Linked DNA regions of Homo sapiens: region 2 is linked to region 1. A link is an interaction called in ENCODE POLR2A ChIA-PET data of the cell type or tissue named here. Cell type or tissue: MCF 10A. All regions are shown on one strand. Links, peaks and the distances in the headings refer to the core of each region. The heading gives the core; the rest is flanking DNA. Region 1 overlaps LOC124902900 (a long non-coding RNA gene). Region 2 has its middle 31 kb from the start of LMNTD1.

The links. ChIA-PET counts read pairs that join two places held together with the same protein. Peaks named below come from ENCODE experiments on the same cell type or tissue, not always from the same donor. Only the 100,000 strongest peaks of a DNase experiment are listed, where the experiment ranks them.
Region 2: POLR2A ChIA-PET joins it to region 1 with 10 read pairs; 2 of 35 experiments call an interaction of 5 or more read pairs at or near these places.

Annotation. Positions count from the first base shown.
Region 1 is chr12:25,451,423-25,467,685 of GRCh38, reverse strand. LOC124902900 (a long non-coding RNA gene) reads left to right here. Exons shown (of 3, transcript XR_007063247.1): 2 at 1-180; 3 at 1,600-1,738. Among named protein-coding and RNA genes, the nearest start is that of LMNTD1, 94 kb to the left of the region's middle. In MCF 10A, for the core only: no CTCF peak of the experiment used is centred there; a DNase peak (open chromatin) is centred at 9,425.
Region 2 is chr12:25,575,775-25,592,037 of GRCh38, reverse strand. It overlaps a transcript of LMNTD1 not described here. Among named protein-coding and RNA genes, the nearest start is that of LMNTD1, 31 kb to the right of the region's middle. In MCF 10A, for the core only: a CTCF peak has its summit at 8,355; DNase peaks (open chromatin) are centred at 6,707 and 8,357.

The DNA of each region.
Region 1 (16,263 bases), core at 5,364-13,363:
CTTCCCAATTACCGGCCACATCTCACAGCATAATTTGGATATATAATGGGGTTTAAAGACTCCTTCCCCTGATGGGTGCGAATGAAGAGAAGAATAGAGTGAAGAGGAAGAGCATCCTGTCTGCCAAACTTCAGGTTATCCTCTCCCAACATATGGCAAAGCCAGAGCAAGAGAAACCAGGTCTCACTTCTTATTCCCTCCTCCCTGATCTCTTATAGGAACCTATCTTTAAACCTCCAGAGTTTTCAAAGTATTAGCAAGCACATTTTTAAATGCCATATTTCTTCCTCCCATTCCTCCCCTTCACACTCTTTAACCTAAATTTCGTGTTCAATGGAGTGAATCTGGAGGCACTGCCTTGACATTTCACTATAAGAACTGAAAGACTGGGAGCGGCAATGCAAGTAGGAGGCATAGTGGGTTTGAATGGGTTTCTATTCATCCTATCAGTGACAGAGAGATTCCCCCTTAGGGTTAGGAAGATGGCCAAACACACGACACTAAGCATTGGACAGATGAGACCAACAGCAGTTCATTAGTCACATATACCCCAGCCTAGGGGAGGAGGACACAGCACACCATTCAGGGCCACACAGGGGTTGCAATCGGGAACAGAATGAATAACCAGGGGCTGTGAGAGGCAGGCTTTGTAGTGTCAAGAGGGTGTGGTGCCTCCTGGTTCCCACAGGAGGATGTAATTGGCTTGTTTGAAAAACTGCTTAGGAGGAAATTAAAACCCACTACTCAGGGTTAAATAGGAACTGCACCTGGTCCCCTCAAAAAGGAGGGTTGTTTGGCTGGGGGGATGTCATCTGTGAGAGGAGAGTAGGGAGGAGAACTTGCAGTTAGGCCATTCAAGGCCTTCCCAATTTTACCAGATGTCAAGACAGCACATACTATTAACTTTAGGCCTCACATTATAAAAGGTGAGTACAAAGGAGAGTGTGTGAGAAATAGTTTTTGGCACACACAACTAGATGAGAAAGAACAGGTAGAAAACTTGAGAGACAAGGTCTATCATGCAAGCTCAGATGTTCTTCTTGAAAACCAGAAATAGAGGTGGTGTTTAAGAGACCTCCATACAAGCAAAGCTCTGTTGTCAAGTCTCCAAATATTCCAATTTTAGCCAGTTATTTTTTTATTATTCTGGAAGATTCTGTGGACTTTCATTTGCTTTATGACAATGCTGATTAATTATTTGGGGGAAATAAATTGTTAGGATTATATAAGATACATATATAAAAAGCACATGAATGACAAAATCTCTGTATCAATGTATGGTTATTATTTCAGCACACCAAGAACGGCAAGAACTCCCATTTTCACTGAGAACTTACCGTGTGCTTTGCGTACACCCCCTCTCCTTTAACTTTCATGCCTACCTTACAAGGTACATGTCATTCTAGGAAGGGAAAAGATGCAGGATCAGAGAGTTGCTGTGGCAGGGCGGGAATTTTTAACCCAACCCTACATAGATCTCAGTAGAGTTTTTTGAAGCTTTAATAGTGTCTAGTCTGGTGAATAAAAAATAATACCGTATCTTCAACTTCACAGTAAAGTTAAGGACACCAGTTATTTATTTATTTTGTTATTCAACAGATAATGTTTGACTACCTACTATGTGCCAAGCGTTGACCCTAGTGATGAGAAATCCAAACCCTTAATGTTTCAAAGAATCACATGAAAGTATAGACATTCACCATGGCCATACTGCCCAAGGTAATTTATAGATTCAATGCCATCCCCATCAAGCTACCAATGACTTTCTTCACAGAATTGGAAAAAACTACTTTAAAGTTCATATGGAACCAAAAAAGAGCCCGCATTGCCAAGTCAATCCTAAGTCAAAAGAACAAAGCTGGAGGCATCACACTACCTGACTTCAGACTATACTACAAAGCTACAGTAACCAAAACAGCATGATACTGGTACCAAAACAGAGATATAGACCAATGGAACAGAACAGAGCCCTTAGAATCTACAATGAACTCAAACAAATTTGCAAGAAAAAAACAAACAGCCCCATCAAAAAGTGGGTGAAGGATATGAACAGACACTTCTCAAAAGAAGACATTTATGCAGCCAAAAGACACATGAAAACATGCTCATCATCACTGGCCATCAGAGAAATGCAAATCAAAACCGCAGTGAGATACCATCTCACACCAGTTAGAATGGTAATCATTAAAAAGTCAGGAAACAACAGATGCTGGAGAGGATGTGGAGAAATAGGAACACTTTTACACTGTTGGTGGGACCGTAAACTAGTTCAACCATTGTGGAAGTCAGTGTGGTGATTCCTCAGGGATCTAGAACTAGAAATACCATTTGACCCAGCAATCCCATTACTGGGTATATACCCAAAGGATTATAAATCATGCTGCTATAATGACACACGCACACGTATGTTTATTGCGGCACTATTCACAACAGCAAAGACTTGGAACCAACCCAAATGTCCAACAATGATACACTGGATTAAGAAAATGTGGCACATATACACCATGGAATACTATGCAGCCATAAAAAATGATGAGTTCATGTCCTTTGTTGGGACATGGGTGAAGCTGGAAACCATCATTCTCAGCAAACTATCGCAAGGACAAAAAACCAAACACCGCATGTTCTCACTCATAGGTGGGAATTGAACAATGAGAACACATGGACACAGGAAGGGGAACATCACACACCGGGCCTGTTGTGGGGTGGGGGAAGGGGGGAGGGATAGCATTAGGAGATATACCTAATGTTAAATGACAAGTTAATGGGTGCAGCACACCAACATGGCACATGTATACATATGTAACTAACCTGCACATTGCTCACGTGTACCCTAAAACTTAAAGTATAATAAAAAAAAAGAAAAAAATCGCATCACAAGCCATACTATTTTTAAAATTAAAAAAAAAAAAGAAGAAAGAAAGAAAGTATAGACATTCACTTCTGACCATGACAGAGAAACACGACTGGGTTTACCCTCCCAGCTTAAATAACAAAAAAGAAATGAACGAAATGCATGTTCATTAACATGTTCATAAAACAATGAGTTCTAGACATTGGACAACAGGTAGTAGAGAACAGTGATCCCTTAGAGAAGAGAAACAGACAAGGTGAGCCCTGGGGGTGCCTTACTCACTGTCTGGTTTCCAGTCCTCAGCATAGGGAAGGAGAACACACACAAAGCCCAGCAGTCTCCCTGATTTGAGGAGCTAGAGTTGAGCATCAGGGGAGGTCAATCCATCTAGAGGTTGGAGAAGGAGAGTACCAGACAAGAGAGAAAGAAGCTGCACAGAGAGAAATTTCTGGAGATTTCCTGAGTTCCCCTTGAGTCTTGATACCTGAGACTAAGGAAAGAACCACCTGAAACAGGTAGGACAATCCCTTGGACTTACAAAGGGCTGGGAGCAGGTTGTGTTCCCACCAGTCAAAATGGGAAAACCTCATAATACACAGGGCATAAGATGGAGAACACAGAAGAGGATTGCCTCAGTGCTGGAACCACAGTCTGCTCTAGCTGTGTCTGACAAGGCTTAAAAGCAAGACTCAAGAGGGTCAGACTATTTCCAAGTAATTTAATTGCCAACCAAAAAAAAAAAAAAAAAAAAGGCCTAAGAATATTTAAAGGAATATTCTTCCAATATGTAACAAAGTAAAATTCATCATGTCTGGCATCCAATCAAAAATTACTAGGTATGCCAAAAGGCAGGAAAATACAGCCTCTTATGAGGAGTAAAATAAATCATTCAAGAGAAACAATCACAGAAATGACACACAGTGTAGAATTGGTAGACACGGACATTAAAACAATTCTGATAAATATATTCCATATGCCCAAGAAAGTGGAGAAAATATTGAGCTTGTTAAAAAAAGACATGGATAATATTTGGTTTTTTGTTTGTTTTTGAGACAGTCTCGCTCTGTCAACCAAGCTGGAGTGCACTTGTGTGACCTTGCCTCACTGCAACCTCCACCTCTCGGGCTCAAGCAATTCTCTTGCCTCAGCCTTCCGCGTAGCTAGGATTACAGGCCCGCACCATCACGCCAGCTAATTTTTTTATTTTTAGTACAGATGGGGTTTCAGCATGTTGGCCAGGCTGGTCTCGAACTCCTGATCTCAAGTGATCTGCCTGCCTCAGCCTCCCAAAGTGCTGGGATTACAGGCCTGAGCCATCACGCCCAGCTGGATGATATTTTAAAACACTCAAATTAAACTTCTAGGCATTAAAAATTCAATGGATGGTGCTTTGGATGTCTCATAACTACCACCCACACATTTAGGACTCACTAGAAGGGCTCATAGGGCTCAGAGGCAAGATGATCCCAGCTATGGTTTATCAAGCATAAGATATACAGCCAGCCTCGCAAGGGAAAAAGACAAACCAGGTGAAGCCTGGAGGAATTTAGGCACTGGCTTCCAAAGTTCTCCCTCTGGGGCTGAAGAGAGACGGGGTGGCCACATAGAACACACTCTTTTAGCCAACAAAATGCAGTGTTTCTGATTAAGTCTCAAAGTTCAGAGTTTTCACTGGGGGCTGATTATTTTGGCAGTCTCTGCCTCCGATAAGCCACAGCTACCAAATTTAGACATCTGGTAGAAAGGCTGGCATTCACCATTAATTACATTGTTTGCACAAATAATCTAGGCAAGCTGGTATATAAGAGTTCGGTGTCTCAGGTCAGCAAATCATCCTTATCAGTGTAGGGAACATTCCAAAGCCAAGTTCCCAGATGATAGTCTAGGGCAAGCCCCCCAAGCAGATCATTCTAAAGGTAGCAACATCAAGCCTGCTATATTATGTCTTTTCTACACAGATGGAATTAACAGCAAATTAGATATTGCCAAAGAAAAGATTAGTGAACATGAAGAAATAGGAATAGAAGTAATCTAAAATGAAAGAAAACTGATATAAAGACTCAAGTTTCTGCCTTGGATAGTGGTGCTATTATGAACATAAAAAGAACAGACATTCTATTAAAACTTTTTAAAACATAATTATTGAGCAAGCAAGCACTAAATTGACCCATTGTACAGTTTTGTATGGTTACCAAAGACTAGCAAGGACTTCATTTGTATGTTAATTTCTGAAATATCTATAACTAAAACTTGATAATATTTCCATATAAACAAGAAACAAAAAACTTTTAAGCTATTAAAGATTTTAGTAAATGGATTCTATGAGAAGTAATCAAAGGAAAAACAATATGCAAGGATACAATCTGTTGGTGCATATGAGACAGTAAAGGAGAGAACATTTGTCTTTTGTATGCAAAGGACTTCATACACAATTACCTAACTTAATTTCACAACAATTTAAGAAGTAAGAATTATTTTCTCATTTTACAGATGAGAACATTGAGGGTAAGAAAGGTCAAGTAACTATCCTAGAAGAACACACAGTTAATTTGATGGAACCAGAAAAAGGAAGCCCATATGTCTATGTCTCCAAACTCTTTGTGTTTTCATTGTTCTTTGCTTTTGTATCTACCAAGGACAGACAGAATGCAACAGGCTCCTTTTAAAAACAATTGTAAAAATGGAGGTCCTGAAATGCATATGGAGTCATTTGCACTGACAGAGGTAGCACAGGCTAAAATAGCACAAACCTCTGCCCCCTCATCTCCCTCCTGCAAAAATAATAAATACATAAACCCTATTCCACCTACACTTTTTTTAATCTCTAGAGTTTTATCTTTTTGAACTTAAATAATTCTAGGGTAACTAAAATTATAGGGCAAAAATGGCAAATATACAATCACTCTCCTCTTTCAAACAAGGGAATATTATTCATATATCATGGCCCTTTTCCCCTCTAAGCTCAGATACAGCATCAGAATCATTCTGAACGTATTGTTCCAGGCAGCCATTTCCAGTGATTGAAATTAGAATTCAGAATGAAACCTCTTTGCATCTTTCTTTTAGGAGTCATCCATTAGAGCATAGTAATTAGAATTCAGATTCTGGAACTTGATTGTCTAGGCTCACATTCTAGTTCTACCACTTACTAACTGTATGAATTTAAATAAGTAAGTTAATCTCTCTGTGTTTTCAGCTCTAATTTGGGGATAGTTATGGGTATCTACTTCAGAAGGCTTTGCAAGAATTAAATGCGTTGAAATACATGTAATACTTAGACTAGAACCCGGAACATGGTAAGCATTATATGCCTAGCTGTTATTACTGTTATTACTATACAGATGAAGTTTTGACAATCATTTTTTGCAAGAAACAAAGCGATAGGAGGCTGAAGGTATTGGGCACCTAAACAGAAAGAACAAAAGAAAATGGAATTTAATGTCCTGCTTATAGACATGATTAAAGGATAGTACTGGAGGAGTAAACTAGACCATCTTTAGAAGATTTCTTTTGTCCCTCTGAATTCTACATTTCTGAAAAGAAAAAAGTAAAGGTATATAGGGACTCTTAACCAAGCATCTCAAATATCCAACAACAGTATTTGGTTAAGTATAAACTCTGACCTACCCATACCGTGAAATACTGAATATCCCCATTAAAATGCATGTCTTAGAACACCTGGTAACTTAGGAAATATCTCATAATATATTAAGTTAAACAATAAAACTTTAAATCATATATATAATATATTCAGGTTTTATAAATTACATACAAATATTAACATAGCACATGTGAAAAATATTCTACATATATGCATGGTACATATATTACCCTATTATATCCATTAATGTAAAATATATAAGTAAATCTGTAGATATGTAAAATATATCCATTCTATTCATAGAAAACATGGGCAAACATCTACCAAAATGTTAACGTGGCTGTATTTGGATGATAAGATTATAGGTGGTTGTTAATTTTCATACATTCATTTATTTATTTCATACATTCATTTATTTATCAAACTTCTAAATAAGCATATGTTACTTTTATTTGGATTTATTTTATTTTAACTATATAGTGGTCAAAATACAAAATATTTGTTCGATAAAGCTACCATTTTTTACTTGGACATAACAGATTGTTAATTCAAAAGATATAACACTATTAGTGAAGACACACAATACAATTTTTAAAAACAAGGTATTTAAACATTCACAACATCCTGCTCTGCAAAAAATCCTAAGTTAATTCTTTTCTATGTAATTTAAATAAAATTTATTTTCCAGAATAATTATGTCTAGCCTACATTTTCTTGTATCAAACAAAGAAAAATTTTTAAATTTCAACTTTTATTTTAGATACAGGGGTACATGTGCAGGTTTGTTACATGGGCATACTGCATGATGCTGAGGTTTGGGGTACAGATCCCATCACCCAGATAGGGAGCATAGTATCCTTCCCAAAGCCTATCAGTCATGTGCTTGAACTTCAAACAGTGCTTCCCAATTTTCAACCTAAAGTCTATTTATAACATCAGATATTAACGTTTCTAAAACCTGGATATCTCACTATGCCTTAACCCTGGGCCCCTAGAAGACGAAGCCTAATGAAAGTTAACCTGCTACTGCTGACTCTTGGCTCCCAGGACAGCAAGACTGAGAGCAAAATGGGAAGGGAGCAGCGAAGGAGAGAAAGCAAAGACAAGGCAGTGCATTACAGAGCAGCTGTAGCTTCACGAGAAGACCTAGTCTGCTGCCTGGTCAACGGACATCTCTGCAAAGGCTATGTGGAAGCAGTGGGCCTCAGAAGACGTGTTCGAGGGAGGATGAGAGAGAGGTTGATGCTCTGGCTCTTTTCCATTTCCTGTCAAGCCTGCGGCACAGAGCATGACCTCCCTGGTGCTTCCAGATTGTGTCCCCAGTCCCTTGGGGCCGCTGCAGGGGAAGCCAGATCGCCTGTCCCGCGGCAAGTCCTTCCTCTGAACCCAGACATGGCGGCAGGAGCCAAAGCCTTTGTGAGATGCTCCATCAGATGCGGATGACTGAGGAGGTCTTCACCCAGGACAGGCTGAGATGGCAGGTGGGGGCAGCGAGCAAGTCGCCCAGGCCTGAGGGGCAATGGGGCGAAGCGAGCCTGGGGAGAAGAATCCGTGACTATGTAATACACCACTAGGCCTAGTCCTCTGGTTTCACTGCAACTTCCTCGTTTCCTACAGTGCTTCCTGTTAAGAATGAAACTACTGCTTCTTGTATGAGGGTGTCAAGGAAACTGCTTTGAACGAAGCTGACTTTGCCTGCTTGCTCCAGGCGTGACTTGGAGAGTCATCTTCTCTGGGATTTCTCCCTGGAATTTCAGTTTATTAGTCGCCAATAAATTTTTCTTTATTAAATTCCTCTTCAAATATTCAGAGTGATGTTGCCACTGAAACCAATGAAATAATGCAAGAAAAAATAATAATAATAACACCTCCCACTGTAGTGAACTTCCATACCATAACTGATATTTACAGCCTGATCAACAGGTATATGTTTTGTAAGCAAGGAGAAAGATGTGAAAGGAAGAAGTGTAAGCTGTATAAGCCTTCTACTATTTTCTTCTTATTCACAAGGAATCACTACAAAATTACTTTACAATTTGGTTTTCTTAACTATACATCATAGACTTCTCTTCAGGCAAAAAGGTATAGCTCTGCCTCATTCAAAAATAGCTTTCAGGTTAATCCTGAGACACTGTCTTTTGGTGATGGCAATTTTTATTTTTCTATGTAAAATTATTTATCCTGTCCATTAAAATTGTCTTTAGATTCTTTTCTTAAGGAAAAAAATAGATGCCATATAGCACATTGCTTAAGTATGTAGCTTCAGATGTCAGACTGCTTGAGTACAATTCCTAACTCCACCACCAAGTAGCTGTGTGACTTAGGACAAGTTACTTTAACTCTCTGTGCTTCAGTTTTCTTATCTCTGAAGAGGATTGTAGTACTTACCTCCTGTATAATGTTGGGAGAGTTAAATGAGTTAATACACTGAAGGCACTCCAGACAGTGCCTAGTATGTAAGAAGCACTCAGTAAATGTTAACTATTACTGTTCTTATAATTGTTAGTATTTCATAATGCCCACATAAATAGAAACACATCCACTTAACAAAGAAACAAAAATGAATTGAGCCCTGTTATATGTCATTTACTAAGTACATAGGGACAACTAAGACAGGGTTTTTATTCCAGAGAATGGGAGAAAAGATCAACACAGGAACAGGTAAATTGCAATATCACTTGATAGATGGTTTAATAACATGAGAAACCAGCAGCTATGGGCTCAGTGATGGGAGTGAGTAATTGTGCCTCAGGAAATGCTTCCGGTCTGAGATGGGTCCTGAGTAACAGGAATTTGCCAATCAGAGGTGGTGGCATTAGAGTGGGTGTTCCAAGTCTAGGGAGCAGTATGTGCAAGAATGAAAATATTCCTCTAGGCAACTGACAAACATCTTCCATGAAGAGATACTAAGATATGACGATTTTCTTCCCATTTTCTAAAATGTCACATCTCGGTAGCTCAAGCTAGAGCATTTGGTCGTCTGCCAAACGCTTTGCAAAATGTTTTGATTCCTGTGACTCATCATCACCAAAAGCTAATTGACTACTATGACTCATTTTCATCCCTATTGGAATTGTATCTCTGCATCAACTCATGTTTCTGTACAAAGCATGCCATCGAGTGGATTGACTAAATACTCTTGTTAAGGACAATACCAGACAGTCACTAAGGATAATTGTCACATTTTAGATACTGTGCTCCAACATCGATTTCTGTACTGCCAGGGAAATCGTCAGGGAGTAATAAACTGGGATTGAGCATAAGCAAAAAGTATAGATAAACAAAGTCCAAATGAGGCAAAGAGCTTCATGCAGCTACTTTTTTATATAAACCCAAGAAGGTACTATAAGAGCAAATACACAATGATGCACTTTAAAAGCTGAGGGTCCACAATTAATTAGTAACACTGATAATTCCTTTCTGTCTTCATGACTTCATAGAATCAAAAGGAATGGAGTTTGAAAAAAAAAAAGCCTTTTTATCTAAACTGTCTCTTTTGTTTGATCATTTAAAAAACTATTTTCAGTTTTTAGGTAAAAGACCATGTCACTGTTAAGCAAAAGTCTTATAAGAAAAAAACAAGGGGTGAGAAGATACTTTTTAAAATATATGTATTATCTTAGCTTCCCTAAAACGTAAGTCTCAAACAGCATTGAAAACAACAGAAGCTCATTATACTGTTGTTTTAATGACAGCATAAAAATTGTAAACTACCTAAATGCCATCAATAGGGGATCACATTAATGAAATGTGGAATAGTCATCAGGAAACGCAATGAAGCAGTTGAAACAAAGCTAAATCCACTTATATTAACATGGATCCAAAATTTGATGTTGAAGGGAAAATGCAAGATAGAAAATACGTGCACATGATATTACTTTTAAAAATATAAAATATTACTACCTATTACTTATACATAAAAATGGATTGGAAGAATATAAACGAACTCATCTTAGTGATTACTCTGGGGAAGGGAGAAGGGAATGAGAGATGACAGTGTAGGGGGTGTGGTGAAGATTAAAGTAGACTTAGCTTATATTTATGGTTAGAAAAAGACAAAGCAAAATATTGAGTTATGACTTTGCTGTTCTTTTTGTATTTAAAGTAAAAATGGGATTCTTTTTTTCTGCTTCATAACTTGCTTTGTGTCTTCCCATTTTCTTTATCATCAGAGATTTAAACTGGTCTTCCCATTTCAACTTAAGACAGAGACACTCTATTAACAATTTTTTTCTTTTGTTTTGTTTAATTTCAACTTTTATTTTAGATTCAGAGCATGTGCAGGTTTATTACATGTTGCATGATGCTGAGGTTTGAGGTATGACTGATCCTATCACCCAGGTAGTGAGCATAGTACCTAACAGGTAGTTTTTCAGTCCTTGTTCTCCTCCCTTCCTCCCCACTTTTGTAGTCCCCAGTGTCTATTATTCCCATCTTTGTGTCCACGTGTACACAAGGTTTAGTTCCCACTTATAGATGAGAATATGCAGTATTTGGTTGTCTGTTCCCACGTTAGTTCACTTAGGAGAATGGCTTCCAGCTACATACATGTTGCTGCAAAGAACATGATTTCATTTTTTAGGGCTGCATAGTATTCCATGATGTATATGCACCACATTTTCTTTGTCCAATCCACCATGGATGGGCACCGAGGTTGATTTCATGTCTTTGATATTGTGAATAGTCCTGCGATGAACATATGTGTACATGTGTGTATTTGGTAGAATGATTTATTTTCCTTTGGGTTTAAACCCAGTAATGGGATTGCTGGATTGAATGATTAGTTCTGTATTAAGTTATCTGAGATATTTCCAAACGGTTCTCCACAGTGACTGAACTAATTACCTTTCCAACAGAGTATAAGCATTCCTTTTCTCCACAGCCTCACCGGCATCTACTCTTTTTTGATTTTTTAATAATAGACATTCTGAGAGGTGTAAGATGGTATTTCACTGAAGTTTCAATTTGCATTTATCTGATGATTAGTGACATTGAGCATTATTTCATGTTTGTTGGCTGCTTGTGTGTCTTCTTTTGAGAAGTGTCTGCTCATGTCATTTGCCCACTTTTTAATGGGATGGTTTTTATTTGTTGATTTGTTTAAGTTCCTTATAGATTCTGGATGTTAGCCCTTTGTTGGATGAATAGTTTGTGAATATTTTCTCCTATTCTGTAGGGTGTCTTTTTATTCTGTGATAGTTTCTTTTGCTGTGCAGAAGCTTTTTAGTTTAATTAGGTCTGACTTGTCAATTTTTGTTTTCAGCGTGATTGCTTTTAAGGTCTTAGTCATAAATTCTTTGCCAAAGCAGATGTCCAGAATGGCATTTCTTATGTTTTCTTCCAGGATTTTTATAGTTTGAGGTCTTAACATTTAAAACGTTGATTCATCATCCTGAATTAATTTTTGTGTATGGTGAAAGGTAGGGGTCTACTTTCATTCTTCTGCATATGACTAAGCCAGTTATCCCAGCATCATTTATTGAACCAGGAGTCCTTTCCTCATTGTTTAGTTTTGTCAATATTGTCAAAGATTAAATGGTTGTAGGTGTGTGGTTTTATTTCTGGGTTCTCTATTCTGTTCCATTGATCTATGTGTCTGTTTTTGTACAAGTACCATGCTGTTTTTGTTACTGTAGCCTTATGGTATAGTTTGAAATCCAGTAATCTGATACCTCCAGCTTTCTTCCATTTGCTTAAGATTGCTTTCACTATTTAGGCTCTTTTTTAGTTTCATATGAATTTTAAAATTGTTTTTCTAATTCTGTGAAAAATGTCATTTGTAGTCTGATAGGAATAGCATTGAATCTGTAGATTGCTTTGGGCAATATGACCATTTTAACAATATTGATTCTTCTAATCCACGAGCATGGAATGTTTTTCCATTTGTTTGTGTCATCTATGATTTCTTTCAGCAGTGTTTTGTAATTTCCCTTGTAGAAATCTTTCATCTCCTTGGTTCAATGTATTCCCAAGTAGTTTATTTTATTTTTGTGGCTACTGTAAATGAGATTGTGTTCTTGATTTGGCACTCAGCTTGAACATTATTGCTGTATAGAAATGCTATTGATTTTGCACATTGATTTTGTATCCTGAACTTTACTGATGGCATTTATCAGTTTTAGGCTTTTGGTGAAGTCTTTAGGGTTTTCTAGGTATAGAATCATATCATCAGTGAAAAGAGATAATTTGACCTCTTCTTTTCTAATTTTGGATGCCTTTTCTTTCTTTCTCTTGCCTGATTGCCCTGGCTAGAACTTCTAGAACAATGTTGAATAGGAGTGGTGAAAGTGGGCGTCCTTGTCTTGTTTCAGGTCTTAAGGGGAATGATTCCAGCTTTTTCCTATTCAGAATGATGTTGGCTGTGGGTTTGTCATAGATGGCTTTTATTATTTTCAGGTATGTTCCTTATATGCTGAGTTTGTTGAGGGTTTTTATTATGAAGGGATGTTGGATTTTATTGAAAACTTCTTCTGTTATCTATTGAGATAATCATATGGTTTTTGTTTTTAGTTCTGTTTATGTGGTGAATCACATTTATTGACTTAGGTATGTTGAACCAACCTTGCATCCCAGGAATAAAGCCTACTTGATCATAGTGAATTAACTTTTTGATATGCTGCTGAATTCAATTTGCTAGTATTTTTCGAGGATTTTTGCATCTATGTTCATCAAAAATATTGGCCTGGCTTGGCGTGGTGGCACATGCCTGTAATTCCAGCACTTTGGGAGGCTGCAGATCACCTGAGGTCAGGAGTTCGAGACCAGCCTGACCAATATGGTGAAACCCTGTCTCTACTAAAAACATAAAAATTAGCTGGGGCTAGTGGTAGGCACCTGTAGTCCCAGCTACTCGGGAAGCTGAGACAGGAGAATTGCTTGAAACTGGGAGGCGGAGGTTGCAGTGAGCCGAGATCGTGCCTGGGCAACAAAGTGAGACTCCATCTCAAAAAAATAAATAAATAAAATTGGCCTATAGTTTTCTTTTTTGTTGTATCTTTGCCAGATTTTAGTATCAGGGTGATAAATGGCTTTGTAGAATAAGTTAGAGAGAAGTTCCTCTTCCTCAGCTTTTTGGAAGAGTTTCAGTAGAATTGGTACCAACTCTTTGCTGTGCACACAAACTACAAAATCTAGAGGAAATGGATAAATTTCTTGACACTTGCAACCTCCCAAGATTGAACTAGGAAGAAATTGAAACCCTTAACAGACCAAAATTGAGTTCTAAAATTGAATCAGTAATAAAAAACCTACCAAAAAAAAAAAAAAAAAAAAAAAAAAGCCTGGGACCAGACAGATTCACTGATGAATTCTACCTACCAGACATACAAGGTACACCACCACCTCATCCTAGATAGACAGGAATTTGAACTGCTGCCCTATCACATCTCTGTTCCAGAGCTCATGACTCCTAGATCAGATGTACACTGTAGCCTTTTTCTGAACCACAATGTAGTTGAGAGCCTCAGGGGTTGCTTCATTTGTGACTCTCCGTGGCAGTGGTTTTGGGGCAGAACTTCATCACTCAGCCTAATTAATACAGATGGCATTGTGGCTCACCATTCTCCAATGTGATAGCACTGCATCTTCATGTAAAAGGGGTTAGGGGGCCTCCGCCTTTGGGCCTGTGCAGGTTGTGGTGATATTGGCTGGGTGGGTGGGTCCAATCTCAGGCCCTGGGAGAAATGGTCAGGTGTCAGCAGAATTGGAATGGGGTTCTCCAACTCCCCAGCCCCTAAATGGCCAGCTGGACAGCGTGTATGAGTCTTGATGGGGCTGGATCGGGTGGAGCCTGAGTTGCTGGTTGTGATAGGGAGGGCCAGGCTGGTCCCTGAGTTACCAGCTGAACTCTCACATAGGGTCAGGTGGTGGGATCTCGAGGGAAGATCACAGGCCTGTGAAGATAAGGTTTTCACGGCTGCAATGTTCATACATGGGCGATGTTGGTGCATTGGAAGTCAGAAAGCAGCAAGCCCTGTTGGGAAGGTGCAGTGGGGTCATGGCCTCTCTGCAGGGCAGCTGCTGGCTTGCTGGAGACTCCCCAAAGCACTCAGGCTTTTTGTTCCCTCCCCAGCCTGGGGGCAGCAGCAGGAGGGCACTGCAATGGCAGCCAGTGGCAGAGGGCCTGTTAGTTGTCTCTGGGAGCTCCACCACAGAGAAATGCAGAGCCCTGGCCATAGGACTGACTGCACTTCCAAGCCCAGGGGCCTTGCCTGGAAATGCGCAGAGTGGGCAGGAGCTTGCAGGAAAGACAGTCTGACCTCCTCTCTGTTGGGTGGCTGCGGTGTGCTGGAGGTGCCTGTGAAAGCAATCAGGCTCCATGTTCCTCCTCCCTAGTCTGGGGGCAACAGAAGGTACCACAGAGTGGCAGAGGGGCTGTTGGTTACCTCTGGGAGCTACACTGCAAAGAAATGCAGAGCCCTAATGGGGGACCAGAGTGCTCAGGTGGGGTGAGGTGGCTGCGTTGGGAGCCTAGGCCAGGGGGCCTTTGCTGGGGAGGAGCAGTGGAGACAGGGCCTGCAGTCTCACTCCTTATCAACACTTATCCTGGGAGCATGTGAAGGAGCCTGCCCTTCTTTTTTGGTGGAGGTAGGGCAGCTGGCTACAGGGTGCTCAAGGATCCAAGGTCTGTGGGGCTCCATGTGGGCTTCAGCAGTGGCTCTGCCCAGAATCCAGGCAGCTCTCTGTGTCAGTCTGGAGGCCCAGGGTGGGAGGTTAACAGGGGCGGGGCGAGCGCTTAGGGGGAATCTCTCATGCCCAGGATTGCAAAGGAGCATGGGGGAAGTGTGGGTCCCGGGGGAATCTTGCTCACTCACCCTTTCCCCTTGGTGGGGAGTCTCCCCAGCTCCACACCCATCCCAGGCGGTCAGCGACCCTGCTTTACTCTTCTCTGTTCTCCGTGGGTCCTGTTGCTTCCTTGATGAATCTCAGCGTGGCCTCCTGGATAATCCACTTGAAGAGCTAGGATTTACTCTCCACTCTCCTCTCTGTGAGAGCCGTGTGCATCAGCTGCTTCCAGTCAGCCATCTTGAATTCTCCCCTACAACGTTTTTAATCAGTCAGAGTTCAACCAGAAGAGTAGAAACTGCTTTCAAAACTGTATTTCAAACAGAAAACCATTAGCACCGTAAACCCCATCTCTACTAAAAATACAAAAAATTAGCCGGGCGTGGTGGCGGGTGCCTATAGTCCCAGCTACTCGGGAGGCTGAGGCAGGAGAATGGCATGAACCCGGGAGCTTGCAGTGAGCCGAGATCGCACCACTGCCCTCCAGCCTGGGCGACAGAGCAAGACTCCGTCTCAAAAAAAAAAGAAAAAAAGAAAAAAAGAAAGAAATTACTGAAAAACTAATTGGCCGCCTTTAAGGAATGTTAGAGTGTCAATTTATTATGCTGAAAACTAAAATATAAAGAGAAAAATCAAGTCTTCCTGTACAAATTGTTTTTCATGGAAACCAAATAGTTGAATAGGTAAAGTTCTTTATGAAAGAATTGCAAGTCATAAATGCCTAAAAATAACAAAATTAAAATATCACCATTTTTTAAATTTAACTTTTATTTTAAGTTCAAGGGCATATGTGCAAGTTCGTTATATAGATAAGCTTTTGTCATGGGGATTTGTCGTACAGATTATTTCATCACCCAGGTATTAAGCTTGGTACTCATTATTTATTTTTCCTGATCTTCTCCCTCCTGCAATCTCCACCCTCTGATAGGCCCCAGTGTGTGTTGTTCCCTCTATGTGTTCATATGTTCTCATCATTTAGCTCCCATATAAGTGAGAACTGCGGTATTTGGTTTCCCCTTCCCGC
Region 2 (16,263 bases), core at 2,869-10,868, 130 kb before region 1:
TAGGCGTTATAATTTAAGTTGTATCTGCTTTAGAAGGCACCACAAACCCAATAACTCTGTGGTTCTTGCAGACTCATAGAGGTACTACTTTAATGGCCTTGGACAAGATCTGGAAGAATTATCTGGGTTACCAGGCAGATTATTGTTCTCTTCCCTCACTTTCTCCCAAATAAATAGAGTCTCTCTCTCTCTCTCTCTCTCTCTCTCTCTCTCTCTCTCTCTCTCTGTTCTGAGCTATTAGGAGCTGGAGGTTGTGTGACAGAAGCACCCCTGTGGCCACCACCACTACAAGTGTGCTGGGTCAGACCTGAAGCCAGTACACAGCTGAGTCTTGCCTAAGGCTTGCTGTTACCACTCCCTGGCTATGCCCTATGTTTGCTAAAGGCCCCAGAGCTTTATAAAAGCAGGTGGTAAGGCCAGCCAGGCCTGTGTCCTTCCCTTCAGGGTGACAAGTTCCCCCAGGCCCTGGGCATGTCCAGGGGTGCCGTCCAGGAGCCAGGGACTAGAATCAAAAATCTTAGAAGTCTATCCAGTGTTTTGTTATATTGTTCTGCAGCTGAGATGGCACTCAAACCACAAGACACAGTCCTTCCCCCTCTTCCATCCCCTTTCCAAAGGCAGAGGAGCCTCACCCTGTGGCCACCACCACCACAGGCCCACATGGAGTACTGCTGCTAAAGCCCAAGGGCTCTTCAGCCACCTTGTGGTGAATGCTGCCTGCCAGTGCAGTGCTAGTGGTGGTAGCCACAGGGGTACTTGTGTTATACCACTCCCAGGTGGCTCAGAACAGAGTGAGAGACTCCATTCATTTGGGAAAAGTAAGGGAAGAAAACAAGGATCTTTGCCTGGTAACCCACTCTGGCCTAGGGCAGGTCCAGAAATGCCATCCAAGAGCCATGTCCTGAAATCTGGGACCCCAAGAGCCTGCTTTGTGCTGTACCCTGCTGTGGCCAAGCTAGTACCTAAGGTACAAGACAAAGTCTCCTTTGCTTTTCCCTTCACTTTTCTCAAGTAAAGGAGTCTCACTCTGTAGCCAATGCAGCATGTGCTAAGCCTTAACTGTAGCCAGCCAGTGTTAGAGTCTTACTCAAGGCCCTCAACATAGTACCTGGGTATTGCTGCTGGTTATTCAGGACCCAAGGGCTCTTCAGTTAGCAAATGATGAATTTTTCCAGGATTAGGTCCCTCCCTTCAATACAGCAGATTCCCTTCTCGTCCAGGGTCCTCCCTTTCCTGGAGCTAAGTCCTGGAAAGGGGGCCTCACAACTCTTACTGGTGCTCTATCCTGTTGTGGGCTGAGCTGCCTATCACAGCTCTATCCTGCTGTGGCTGACGTTCAAGATGCCAGACAAAGTCCTCCATACTCTTCCCTCTCCTCTCCTCAAGCTGAGGCAAGGGGTCTGTTTTTAAGCCACAAGCTATGCAGCCTGGGGCTAAGGAAGGGTTGATGCTAGCACCCCCTTAGACACCTCGCTGGTTTCTCAGTAGGTCACATGACCCCCTAGTCCACTGGCTCTGGGACCAGTCCAGCACTAGGACTCACCTAGGAGTTGCAGTCCTTGTGGCCTAGACTGTCTTTCAAGTTTATTAAGGGCCCCAGAGCACTTTAGCCTGCAGTGGCAAGGCTTTGGGAAACTCAAGTTCGGACTGCTGAGATGGGAAATTCCTCTCTGGCTAGGCTACTTTAATTGCTCTCTCCATGGTGGGCATCAATAGAGATGGTCCTTTTTTTTCTGTTATAATAAGGCAGCAGTGAGTTCAGTGCCTCACAATTGCTGTGATCTCCTTCTCCCACGCACACTGAAACACTCTCCTCACCACACTGCTGCTGCCAGGAAGTGGGGGACGGTTGGTGTCAGTGACTAAAGACTGTTTATCCTACCTTTTCAGTGGCTCTTTTGGCAATATGAAGTTAGAACCAAGTATTGTGTGTACTCAGCTGATTTTTGGTTCTTATAGAGGTGCTTCTTTTGTGTATAGCATGTAGATAGTTGTTAAACTGGTGTCTTTGTAGGGGGCATGATTGGTGGAAACTTCTCTTCCACTGTCTTGCTCTGCCCCTTCTCTGGGTTTGTAATTCCCACAAATGTGCCAACTCCCTGTACCTAGTAAACTGGGTGAGACAGGTGGTGGCTACTTCAAGCTCAGCCTTGGTGGATAATTCTTTTTCTGCGAATGCAGATACTCACAGAGTAACTGGTTCTAAGAGATCTACACAATGAATAATTAAGTTTTACCATCTACACTCTCTTCAGCCTAGTTTATAGACAAGAAAGCATTTTTATAGTTATTCTGTGGAGAATATTTGTGCCATGAAGATTTTAAATCTCATCATCCCTTCCTGGAAATTTGGCTGGTCTGGAGCATCAAAACAATAATCAAATTCCTAATTTTTAATGTAAAAAGTATAAAATGAAATAGATAACATATTGAGAAAAGTATACATAAAGTATATGTAATTTAAAAATAAGTAAAATGAACAAACTCATGCCTACCACCCAGCTTAAGAAACAAAACAAATACAGCATTAACTATGTCTTGAAGTCACCTGTGTCTCCCTCCATCCCCAATCCCAGCCCCTATAAAAGGCAATCTCAGCCATTATCCTGAATTTTCTATTTATCAATTCCTTGCTTTCCTTTGCAGTTTTACCACTGTTGTATGTATCCCTAACGTGCATATATGTGTGTGCCTATAATTTTGTAAGTTTTTAACTTTATGTAAAATACATCATATTTTTCCCAATAATTTGTTTTCTTTAACATGTTTATGAGATTCATTCATGTAGGTGTGTGTGGCTCTAATTGATTTCTGACTGTTATATACATAGACATTTTATTCTTTTTCCAACTGATGAACATTTGGGTTGTTTCCAGAACTTTGCTATAATAAATGATGTTGCTATGAACGTCATTGTACATGTACCTTGGACAGTAATGGCTGGGTTATGGGTACCTATGTCTCCAGCTCTGTTAGATAATCCCTAGTTGTTTTCTAATTCGGTTTCTAGCAATGTAAGAATTTCTGTTCCTCTATACCCTTACTAAGACTTAATGTTGTCTTATTGTGACTTTTAAAACATATTTTATGAGTATTAAATAGTATCTCATTGTGATTTTAATTTGAATTTCCCTGGCTACTAATAATGTTGAGCATATTTCTTATATTTAATGAACATTGAGTTCTGATTTTTTTCCCATTTTCTTCTGAGTATTTGACTTTTACTTATTGATATATAGGCTTTCCTCCCTTTTTAATTGTGAAATAATTTGCAAAAATACATAAAACATCTATGTACAGTTTAATAAATAATTTAAAGGAAATAGCTGTGTAAGGACAACCTAAGACAAGAAATAAATATTTCCAGGACCTCAGAAACCCCACGTTTTGCTAATTCAATCCCATCTTTTGCTCTAGAAGGAATCATTACCTTGATTTTTTTTTGACAATCAATTCTTTGCTTTTTTGATAGTTTTACTATGTATGCATCCCTGAACAATATAGTTTAATGTGGTCTATTTTGAACTGTATGTTATTTTTATACTTTTGGCTTTTACTTCTTTACATCAATATTATACTTGTGAAAGCATGATTTCATAGCTCATCTTGAAGTGTCCAGAATTTGTGGTCTATCTTATTTTAGCCCTACAGCTTGGCCTATAACTCAGATTTACATGGGATTATCTGAGTTGAAATTTAAATAAACTTAAAACAAACTAGTACTCATCGAATTCCACTTACGTCTCCCATTTTACCCAAATTTACAAATCTCTCCATGTTAATTCCAGATGAGTCAGGAGATTTGATTAAATTTCTAGTTAGTTGCTATAGTAGCAGATTTATTTTTGTTTTATTGGTACCTTATTCCTGAACATTTTCCATTTAGTATAATCAGTAATTAACTTTTATACACCCACACTTCACATTTACTATCTCTGAGACATGGCCAGTTCTTTTATTTTCTTTTTTCCTTAATACCAGTAGCCTAACTACGTACCTTAGAAGAACTTCTGATTCTTAGTATGAAACAGCTTGACAAGTTATAACTAAACAAATTTGCTGCCCAAGACCATGGTGCCTGGTAAATATTAATAATTAGGGCCCAAGGATGTTGCCAATTATACATAAGTGAGTTAATTTTTTTAAAAAATGTACTGATATTCACCTAGCTTTTTTGTTTCTGATCTTCTTTCCTAAAATACCCTCTGAATTTAATTCATATTACTTCAGTTCAACAAACAATTATTGAGGGCCTAGGCAATATGCCCTCCCTTAACCATTAAAAAGGAAGAAAGAAGAAAAAAATAGTGATTTCTTCTTCAATGGATTCGTAGTTGATATAGTTGGATGCCCTCTCCAAATCTCTTTTTGGGATGTAATCCCCAGTGTTGAAGGCAGGGCCCATTGGGAGGTGATTGGATCATGGGGGGCAGATTTCTCATGAATGGTTTAGCACCATCCGGTTGGTGCTGTCCTCACAAGAGTGAGTCCTCACAAGATTGAGTGAGTCCTCACAAGAGTGAGTGAGTTCTCACAAGATCTGGTTGCTTAAAAGTGTGTAGCACCCTCCCACCTCTCTCTTGCTTCTGCTCTCGCCATATGACGTGCCTGCTCCTGCTTCCCTTTCTGCTGTGAGCAAAAGCTCCCTGAGGCCTCCCTGGAAGCAGAGCAGATACTGGCACCATGCTTCCTGCACAGCTTGCAGAACAGTGAGCCAATTAGACCTCTTTTCCTTATAAATTACCCAGCCTCCAGTATTTCTTTATAGCAATAATAGAACGAACTGACACAGAAAATAATCCAGGAAAGAAGACATAGGTACAGACAACATAGAGTACAGGGGCAATAATAGAAGCAAGAACAGGTGAAAATCACATAGAGGAGAGATAAATTCACTCTATTAGAGTTCAGTGTGTTAAGAAATGACATCACAGAAGAAGGAGCCATCCAAGATGGTTTTAAGAGGTTGAATAGAAACTTTCCAGCTGAGAGAAACAGGATGGGCAAAAGCCAGAGCTTACAATGGGTTAAGTGAACTACATGTGGTTCAGTGCTGCTGGATCTTTAATCACAAGGGGAAGCCTGAAGAGAGATGAAGCTACAGAGAAGTCTTAAGTCAGGTCACAAAGGGCATGCTATGTGGTTTGTCAAGGAGTTTGTGTTTTAGAAATATAACCTCCAAGATGTTGTGGAATTTAGGTCATCAGCTATACACTAAGTGTTAGGATTGGCTTGACTGACAGTAACTCACCACTTAAAAAGCTAGTCCAGAGATCCAGTTCACCATCGTATCAGAGACTCAGCCCCTTCCTATATTGTTGGTTGTCATGTCAGCCCCAATCTAATGTCTAGGAGGGCATCCACAGTCCATGCAGCAAGCTTAAGCAAGGACAAAGCAAATGAGGGCAAACTGTGCCTGCCAATGGTCTTTCTGAGAAGATCCTCAGAAAGTGCCGCATGACTTTTCAACCTACCTCCCGTTGGTCAGCACTTAGTCACATGGTCACACCCAAACCCAAGGTAAACTGGGAGGAGAAAAAATGAAAGTGGAGGACAACTGGCAGTTTTTGCTACTAAGAAATAAGACATTGGAAGTGAGGAAGACCAATAAAAAGATTACTGCAGTATTTCAGTGGGAGATAACAAGGGCTGCATGAAGGTAGTGTTGGTGAGAATGGAAAGGGAAGCAGGACCTGAGAGCTATTTAGGCAGCAGAGTGGTTAAGAGTTGGTGATCTAGTGGATGGGGTGATGGCTTTTGGTTTTTGGCTTGAGTAGCTGAGTAGGTAGAGGTATCATCATGGGGAATTTTCAACATAAAACAAACGGAAGGGGAAAAAAAAACAAATATTAAAACAAGAAAAAAAATCAAATAGTACTTTTACTGTATAAAATCTACTTGCCTTTGACACTACCCTTCCCCTAGTGCTTCCTCCAAAGGTTTAGATAATCCTTACCAGCAGAAGGGAAGACACCAACATCCAAATGACATAGAACACTGGGCCTTTTCCTTCTACTCAAGACAGTGAGATGGGAAAACTGAATTCCAGACCTAACTGTCACCAACGGGACCAATGACCGAGGGCAAGTGAGTTCATCCTTTGCGACTTAGTTTCTTCATCTGTAAAATATGAAAGTTGAACTAGCTAATGTTTGTGATCTCATTCAGCTATAGAATTCTTGGATTCACTAATCATAGCAATCACCCACGCTAATCAACATCACAAAAAAATGAACAACCTTGTGTCACCCCAGCCATGCATAACTCACCAATGAGAAAAGATAATTGAGGCAAAAACTTAAAGGTCAGGTAAAACACAATTTCCTAATTAGACATCACATCTCTTCAGTTGGCTGTTGGAAACCTAGTTTCGTGTGGTCTGTTGGTATTAAACTTTGGCACATTTACAAAGTATTTTATTAAAGTGAAGAGGGTTTTGCCAATTGCATTTCAAAATTACTTTAAAAGATTTTACCTGGGGGGAAAAGGATTACTTTTCCTATTATGTGCATAAGCCTACATGTGGTTGCTGAAAATATCTCCCTTGAGTTAAGAAGTTTTTTCCTTTTGGTTGGTTAAGTACATAATGTTCCACCTACTACAAAGGATTAAAATGACCTGTTTCATCACAGAGTAAGGTAATCGCAGCAGCATGTGATTTTTGGCAGAAAGAACACTTTGTAATTGCTAATTTCCTACATCTAAATTCAGCTGAAGGTTGCAGCCCAAGTCCATAGTATTTCACAAGTCTTAACAAGCAGAACCCAAGGATGCTGCCAGGTTTTTAGACTGCCAATGAAACTGGAAGAGCAGAGAGTTTGCTGAGGGTGAGCCTTTATGAAGGAATGTTCAAATCCAAGACCCTGAATGTCTTACAGACACATGAAAGAGTCCATGGGACACAACTGTCAGACTCGGGTGTTTATTTTGGCCCCAGACTCTCTTCTCATCTCCTCTGTGCTTTCTGCCAACTGGCAGCTGTCCTCAAGGTCAGACCCTTTATTAAAAAATCAGCAACTTAAATAAAAACCAGTAATGCTTTCAGCAAGTATAATCCGTTTTACTTGAGAAGTGTTTCAACTAGTATTTCTTTTGATGCAAAGAAAGTTTGAAAATATGATATAAATAAAATATTTTAGAACTCACATCTACGACCTCTAGGACCAAATTTGTATTTTTCAGCCATGGAAAAACACTCCTTACTGAATAAGTATTAGACCCCAGTCTATGATGAAAATTTTCCACGTGGCCAAAAGAAAACAAATGCAAATAATACCATCATGATATAATCGACTTTGAAGCTATGATTTTATGTTCCTTAAGTCTCCAAATAAGTTTTAACCCTGTTAGTTGTATTTTAAAAGGAATCATTCTTTGCAGATGTCAAACCAGATGTTAAAATGCGTTTCTTTACTATTTGTCAAAGCATTACATGTAGTCACATTTGCAAGATGGGAGACCTGGAGTTCTGGAGTTCTGGACTAGAGCTGGCAACCTGGATTCTGCATACCTGATTAGGTCTATAAAATGTCCTCAGGCATATAAAATCCGTGCATTAGAAGTCAATTCTCGAAAGTCAAAACATCATATAGGACTTTTGCTGACCAAAAACTAAAGGTATGTGTAGGAGCTGATGTGCCATAGCTTAAAGAGTACAGGTTCAGTGGTTACACTGAGCAGTGCTCAAGGCCAAGCTTGTCCCTTCTTAGCAAGACAACCTTGGGTCAACCACTTAGCCTACCTCAAAGTTAATTTTTGATTGTTTCAATTGTGCTTTAAGTGAGAAAAATCATAAATATATTGTATACATCATATATATTCATCACATATATTATTGATATATATAAATTGGCAGCTCAATTCCTCTCATTGCTCAGGTCTAAATCCCTGGAGTCATCTTGTCTTCTCTTTTCCTCTTACACTTCCTATCTAATCTGCCAGCAAATTCTGCCAGCTTTGCTTTCAAACTATATCCAGAGTCCGAACACATCTCATCACCTCCATTGCCACCATTCTGGAGGTTGGTGCCATAGGCTCTCCCTGGATGATGGAAGCAGTCTCATCTTCTCTGGTCTCTCTGCTTCTTATTCTCTTAATTTCAACACAGAAGCCAAAGTAGTCCTTTAAAGACACAAGCCAGATCATGACACTCATTGGCTCAAGGTTCCCTGGCTTGTGATTTTCCTTCTCTCTCAGAGGAAAGCCAAAGTCCTCCCCCTGTACTGATAAGACCCTGAGGCTCTGGCCTCTCCTTCGCCTCTCACTCATTTCTTATCACTGTCTAAGCCCATCCCCATCACTCTCTGCTCCCTCTCCCAGCCTTACTAGGCTCTTTGCCAGGTCCTATCTCAGATCTCTGCACTTGTGGCTCCCTCTACCAGCGGAGGCTGGTGCATTAACCCAGGTACAAGATTACAAGGACAAAATATTAGAATTGAATCACTGAGATTCAAAAAGATACGGGGAAATCCAAGGCACATTTAAGAATGAGATATGATATCTCAAATAGGAGCAAGGGGATTAAAAAGGGTAAAAATAAAATCTGTGTTCCTATATTGTCTAAAGATATTTTTGGCCAGGTGTGGTTGCCTGGTAATCCCAGCACTATGGGAGGCAGAAGGAATGAGGATTGCTTGAGCTCAGCAGTTCAAGACCAGCCTGGGCAACATAGTGAGACCTCGGCTCTACTAAAATTTTTTAAAAACATTACCGGCCGGGCACGGTGGCTCACGCCTGTAATCCCAACACTTTGGGAGGCCGAGGCGGGTGGATCACGAGGTCAGGAGATGGAGACCATCCTGGCTAACACGGTGAAACCCCGTCTCTACTAAAAATACAAAAAAAAAAAATTAGCCAGGCGCAGTGGCGGGCACCTGTAGTCCCAGCTACTCGGGAGGCTGAGGTAGGAGAATGGTGTGAACCCGGGAGGTAGAGCTTGCAGTGAGCCAAGATACCGAGATAGCACCACTGCACTCCAGCCTGGGCGAAAGATCGAGACTCCGTCTCAAAAAAAAAAAAAAAAATTATCCAGGCATGGTGTCACGAACCTGTAGTCTCAGCTACTCAGAAGGCTGAGGCAGGAGGATCATTTGAGCCCTGGAGGTCAAGGTTGCAGTGAGCCATGATCGTGCTACTGCACTCCAGCCTGGACAACAGAGTGAGACCTACTCTCAAATAAATAAATAAACTGCTTAAATAACTTATTATATATTAGGTGACAAAAGTTTTCAGGTATAGGTTTGGTGTGCATTTCGTAGTTAGCATTGCAAACTATCTCCTAACTCTAAAATTCTATAATTAGCAGATACTATAAAAATGATTATGAAAATCAAATACAGATGATTTCTCACATAACTCTGCTTATAGAGTATTGACACAGTCTTATTTAAATATCAAATTTAGGTTGTCATATTTTAAAAAGTTTTTTCCAGATGTATGGTTTCATGAGAAGCCATCTGCAACTTCCAAAAATTTATTCGGAGCCCATGAAGTTTTAATGTTTCCGCACTTTGAGGTCTCCTATTGAATATTCCACTTTTCTCATGATCTAAGTGTTTTGTTTGATTCTTTATAGGCTTCTGAGCAAGATCACCATTTGGAGACAGACTTATCTAAAGTGAGTTATAAATTTGTATGCAATTTACCGATTAACAGGTATGAAAAATAACAGCTGATTTAATTTAATTATTACATCATAGGATGATAAGCTTGGAAGTGAGCTTTGCATAATATTCCCTGTCATGACCGTCCTCTGTTGACACAGATACATAGACAGGGTTATTTGTGGCTGTAGAAAATGTGAAGCAGACAGTACTTGGAAGTGAAGGGAAGAAACCACAGCAAGATCTTGCCTGTAATTCTTCTTTTGGTCACTCTGGCATCCTAGTTAGATCCTGAAAATCCATATGGAGCTACCATATAATCTTCCTCTCCCTCAGTGAAGAAACATTTCAGACCTGTTGGCTGTGGGACCCATGATACCAGGCTTTTGCCCCTTCACATGGATGAGGATGAGATAAAAGTCGAGGAATAAAGGAAGTCAGGTGTAAATAAAAGTAAATACAGCCAAGTCCTGCATAAAGATCTTTCGATCAATGATGGACTTCAAATATGACAGTGGTCTCATAACATTTTATTGCATTTTTACTGTAGTCTTTCTATGTTTAGATACACAAATACTTAGATTGTGTTACAATTGCCTGCAGTATTCAGTACAGTAACATGCTATACAGGTTTGTAGCCTAGGGGCAATAGGCTATCCCATATAACCTAGGTGTGTAGTAGGCCATACCATCTAGGTTTGCATAAGTACACTTTGTGATGTTTGCACAACCAAAATCACCTAATGATGCATCTCTCAGAACTAGAACATATACCCATCATTAAGCAACACACAACTGTATATTTTCTAAACTAGATTTAACTCTTTATAATATCAATTATTTTTGTCAGTTTTTATGTCAGAATTTGATACCTATGATGATAAAGTTTAATCAAAAGAGTAATATATTTGAAAAATAATGGCTTCATTATTAAATTCTGTGATTTAGAGGTGCTCAATTTCTTGTCTTAGAATCGCCTTTCCTAATCCTAATAGGTTCAAAGAGTCAGAGAAACAACATAACTATGATAACATTACCCATCTTGACAGCTGACCTGCCAACTACATTACCTTGTTGCTCCTCACATTTTATCAGCAAAAGAGATGCCTCCATTGAAAATGAATCCAGATGTTTTAAACGCAGATGCTTTGGAGATAAAACAACAGTAGTTCTGTTTGACAAATAAAGCACTGCGCGGGGCCTTTAGCTTATCCCTAGTATATAACTCTGGCCATATGACCATTTCTCAGCAGCACAGTCAGCACTGGCTCATAATAATAGGCATGCAGTCCATTGTGATGTCTTATGTACGCTGCTACAGGATGCTTCCAGGAAATATAAGCCTTATCTGCCTTTTCCTCCTCTCTTTTGATTGGAGAGATTGCTGTTCAGAATAGAAATCTTCTCTACTAACTTAAATTAGTTCCAAGTAGGCTAAAGCTTACTGTTCATGGGGGATTATATGCCATGTCCTTAAATACATGGTCTTACTTGTTCTCTTAACAACCCGGTAAGGGAGGTATCCATTTCCCCATTTTGAAAAGGAAGAAATAGATCTCAGAGAGGTTAAACAGCTTACCAAAGTCTCATAGGTTTAAGAGATTGCTCTCAATTCAATTTCCGGTTTGTCTGATTTCAAAGTCCAGGATTTTCCCACCCAGGTTCAAAGAAGGAAAAGTCATGAAATTACCCAAACTAGAGGTTACTATATCTGACCTCTGAACTTACCAAATCCATAGTGTAGCTTTGATCGTTAAACAGGTTGATGATAATTTTGGTATAGATCAGGCAAATTTCACAATTATTTAGATAAAAGTAATTCTGTTTTAGAAAGAATTACTATAAAGACTGTCTATATTTTGTTCATTTTATCAAACATATAAGGGTACAACTATATGAGGATATTATGCCAGTCCCTGGAAATAGGATGAATAAAGCACAGCCCTTGCCCTTAATCTCGTAGCATCATGGTAAAGATAGATTTGAAATAATGCCAGCAACTGGGAGTGTTATTCATAATATTTAATACTTGTGCTGAACAAGTACCCACCAATCAGAATGGAGACTGACTATATACAGCTGGTATGGATGGCCACAGTGCAAATGATTGCGTATCAGTTTTGCCTTAACAATGGAATCAATACTGAAATAGAGATACATGAAAACATCAATGGAAAGGTGGATGGAAGGAGGGGCCAGAGGGGGTCATGAAAAACTACAAAATAGAGATGATGCATGATCTGAACCTTAACAGATAAGTGGGAGTTTTCCATTGGACAAAAGAGGACATGGCATTCTAGGCAGAGGACACAACTAAACTGAACAAAGCCTGGGTGGCATAGGGAAGTGTCTAGTAGCCTACTGTGGTTAGATCACAGGGCTTGCAGAGAGTAGTTGCACATGATAATGAAATTTGTCTTAGGCCCAATCATGAAGGGCCTTAGCAAATCTAATAAGTTTTTACTTTCTTCTCTGGGTATCAGAGAACCCAAATAATTACATCTATGCTTGAGATAATTTGTGGGGTACAATAGAGAATGCACTGGCAGGGGAAAACTGCTCAGAGGCTCGCTGGGTAGTTCTGGAGAGATGCGATTGGAGTCTATACCGGTATTGTTGAAAAGAGAAGGGGATGGATGCAAGAGGCATTTGATAATATGTAGTGGTTGGTTGAGTATACTGAGAGAGGGAAAGGAGGAATCAAGAATGAGTCCAAAGCTCTTGGCTTGAGCAATTTAGTTGGTTTTTACTGAGATAGCACAGGGAGATGGAGATAACATCTCCAGGATGTTTGGAAATTGAGCAAGATAATAAGCTTGGTTTGGGGCATAGTGTGCCATACAGAACACCTAGATAGAGAAGTCAAAGAGGCAATTAGTATTATTATAGATAACTGATAGCACCTGCCCTATTTATTAGTCGATGCCTTGTATAGTCATCTTTTGGTATCCATGGGGGATTGGTTCCAGGACCTTCTGCAGATGCCAGAATCCTTAAATGCTAAAGTCCCTGATATAAAATGGTGTGATATTTGCATATAACCTACACATACCACCTGTATACTTTAAATTACCTCTAGATTACTTACAATAGCTAATACAATGTAAATGCTATATATATAGTTGTTATACTGTGTTTTTTAGGTAATAATAGTAAGAAAAAAGTCTGTACATGTTCAGTACAGATGCAACTATTCATTTTAAAAAATATATATTTTTGATCTGCTGTTGGGTGAATCCACAGAAGCAAAATGCACAGAAATAGAGGGCTGACTGTGTATATTTACACTTACTTGACAGATAACTCATAGCCTAGGAAGGAGAAACTTGAAAACTAAAATATGTAATTACTCCTCCTTTAGGAGAAGTTATGTTGAAAATAACATGGATTAGGTTAGTGCTTTTTCTGAGCGTAATGCTATCTTTTTCCACCATGTTTTCATTTGTCTAAGAACAGAATCAGGATGCTGAACAGATCTGCCTAAATTAGATCAGCTTAATTTGGTTAGATGGTTTGGGTCAATTTATAGATTGCACATCATATTTTATAAATATCAACATGTATTTTAAAACTTAATTTTGCTTATTTGGATTTCATTGTACTGTTAAGGCCAAAGTTAGATTTTGACTGCTTTACAGGTGAGTTTGATTTGCAAAGATCGCTGAGACAGGTCTTTGAAGGATGTTTTCATTATTTTGCTTTAGTGAATTTCAAGATTGCATATGCTGTGTTATAGTAACAGGCTGCACATAAAAATTCAATGCTGACTTGGCAAATGGCAACTGTGGGAATTGCCAAGTTTTGGTTCATAGTCTGAATCTGCACTAGTCTACACAGTGGTAGTGAATCTTCATATCAAGGAGCAGTATAGTATTAAACAGATCCCTCATTTACATAGTTTTGCATTAAACTGATTCACATACATATGTAATACATTGTGTGACTGTATCTCAAATCACATTGAAATCATATTTTACTTTTATTTGGTTACTTGCTCCTATGAGGATCTCCAGGAAAAAAAAGCTATGGAGTTGAGTAATTTACTTTTGGCACATTCTCACTTACTGGTGCCACTATTTTCCAACCTACAGCCCTTAAACTAGCTCTACTTACCCAGTAACCGTCATTGCAGTATTTCACCCACGTATACAGATCACCTTTGCTCCTCCTCCCTAGGTGTCATTTAAACTCATATTTAGGGTAAATGCTATATTTTAGGGATTTCAGTTTATTCACAGTAGTGTAAACATGATTGGACAATCTTCTTAAAGTGTGTGTGTGTGTGCATGTGTGCACATGTGTACCCTATAACATAGAATGTCTTCTTAGATGAATGAGCTGCTTCCTGTTGTGTTCTGCAAAATGGGAGAAAGGAGAACAAATAAGCACGTGGACAACTAGGCAGGTGAACAAGGGAAGAAGCCTGTCCATGGAGTGAAGTCAAGGTGCTAGTAGGTAGGAGGATTCAGTCCAGTGGGATTAGAGAAACCCAATCTCACCACCTGCTACCAACCCCATATATGCTCCCACCATGGGCATGATAGGACAGGGAAGTGGGATCAGCACAGACCCTGATGCCTCACACGCGCAGAATCTATTTACTGAACTTAGAAAATAGAGCTGGGCAATATCATACTGAATGGGCAAAAACTGGAAGCATTCCCTTTGAAAACTGGCACAAGACAAGGATGCCCTCTCTCACCACTCCTATTCAACATAGTGTTGGAAGTTCTGGCTAGGGCAATCAGGCAGGAGAAAGAAATAAAGTGTATTCAATTAGGAAAAGAGGAAGTCAAATTGTCCCTGTTTGCAGATGACATGATTGTATATTTAGAAAACCCCATTGTCTCAGCCCAAAATCTCCTTAAGCTGATAAGCAACTTCAGCAAAGTCTCAGGGTACAAAATCAATGTGCAAAATTCACAAGCATTCACCAATAACAGACAAACAGAGAGCCAAATCATGAGTGAATTCCCATTTACAACTGCTTCAAAGAGAATAAAATACCTAGAAATCCAACTTACAAGGGATGTGAAGGACCTCTTCAAGGAGGACTACAAACCACTGCTCAACGAATTAAAAGAGGACACAAACAAATGGAAGAACATTCCATGCTCATGGGGAAGAATCAATATTGTGAAAATGGCCATACTGCCCAAGGTAATTTATGGATTCAATGCCATCCCCATCAAGCTACCAGTGACTTTCTTCACAGAATGGGAAAAAACTACTTTAAAGTTCATATGGAACCAATAAAGAGACTGCATTGCCAAGACAATCCTAAGCCAAAAGAACAAAGCTGGCAGCATCACACTACCTGACTTCAAACTATACTACAAGGCTACAGTAACCAAAACAGCATGGTACTGGTACCAAATCAGAGATATAGACCAATGGAACAGAACAGAGCCCTCACAAATAATACTACACATCTACAGCCATCTGATCTTTGACAAACCTGGGAAAAACAAGCAATGGGGAAAGGATTCCCTATTTAATAAATGGTGCTGGGAAAACTGGCTAGCCATATGTAGAAAGCTGAAACTGGATCCCTTCCTTACACCTTATACAAAAATCAATTCAAGATGGATTAAAGACTTAAATGTTAGACCTAAAACCATAAAAACCCTAGAAAAAAACCTAGGCAATACCATTCAGGACATAGGCATGGGCAAGGACTTCATGACTAAAACACCAAAAGCATGGCAACAAAAGCCAAAATTGACAAATGGGATCTAATTGAACTAAAGAGCTTCTGCACAGCAAAAGAAACTACCATCAGAGTGAACAGGCAACTTACAGAATGGGAGAAAATTTTTACAATCTTCCCATCTGACAAAAGGCTAATATCCAGAATCTACAAAGAACTTAAACAAATTTACAAGAAAAAAATCAAACAACCCCATCAAAAAGTGGGCAAATGATATGAACAGACACTTCTCAAAAGAAGACATTTATGCAGCCAACAGACACATGAAAAAATGCTCATCATCACTGGCCATCAGAGAAATGCAAGTCAAAACCACAATGAGATACCATCTCACACCAGTTAGAATGGCGATCATTAAAAAGTCAGGAAACAACAAGTGCTGGAGAGGATGTGGAGAAATAAGAACACTTTTACACTGTTGGTGGGACTGTAAACTAGTTCAACCATTGTGGACGTCAGTGTGGTGATTCCTCAAGGATCTAGAACTAGAAATACCATTTGACCCAGCCATCCCATTACTGGACATATACCCAAAGGATTATAAATGATGCTGCTATAAAGACACATGCACACATATGTTTATTGCGGCACTATTCACAATAGCAAAGACTTGGAACCAACCCAAATGTCCGTCAATGATAGACTGGATTAAGAAAATGTGGCACATATACACCATGGAATACTATGCAGCCATAAAAAAGGATGAGTTCCTGCCCTTTGTAGGGACATGGTTGAAACTGGAAACCATCATTCTGAGCAAAGTATCGCAAGGACAGAAAACCAAACACCCCATGTTCTCACTCATAGGTAGGAATTGAACAATGAGAACACTTGGACACAGGGTGGAGAACATTACACACACTGGGGCCTGTCATGGTGTTGGGGGAGGAGGGAGGGATAGCATTAGGAGATATACCTAATGGAAGTGACGAGTTAATGGGTGCAGCACAC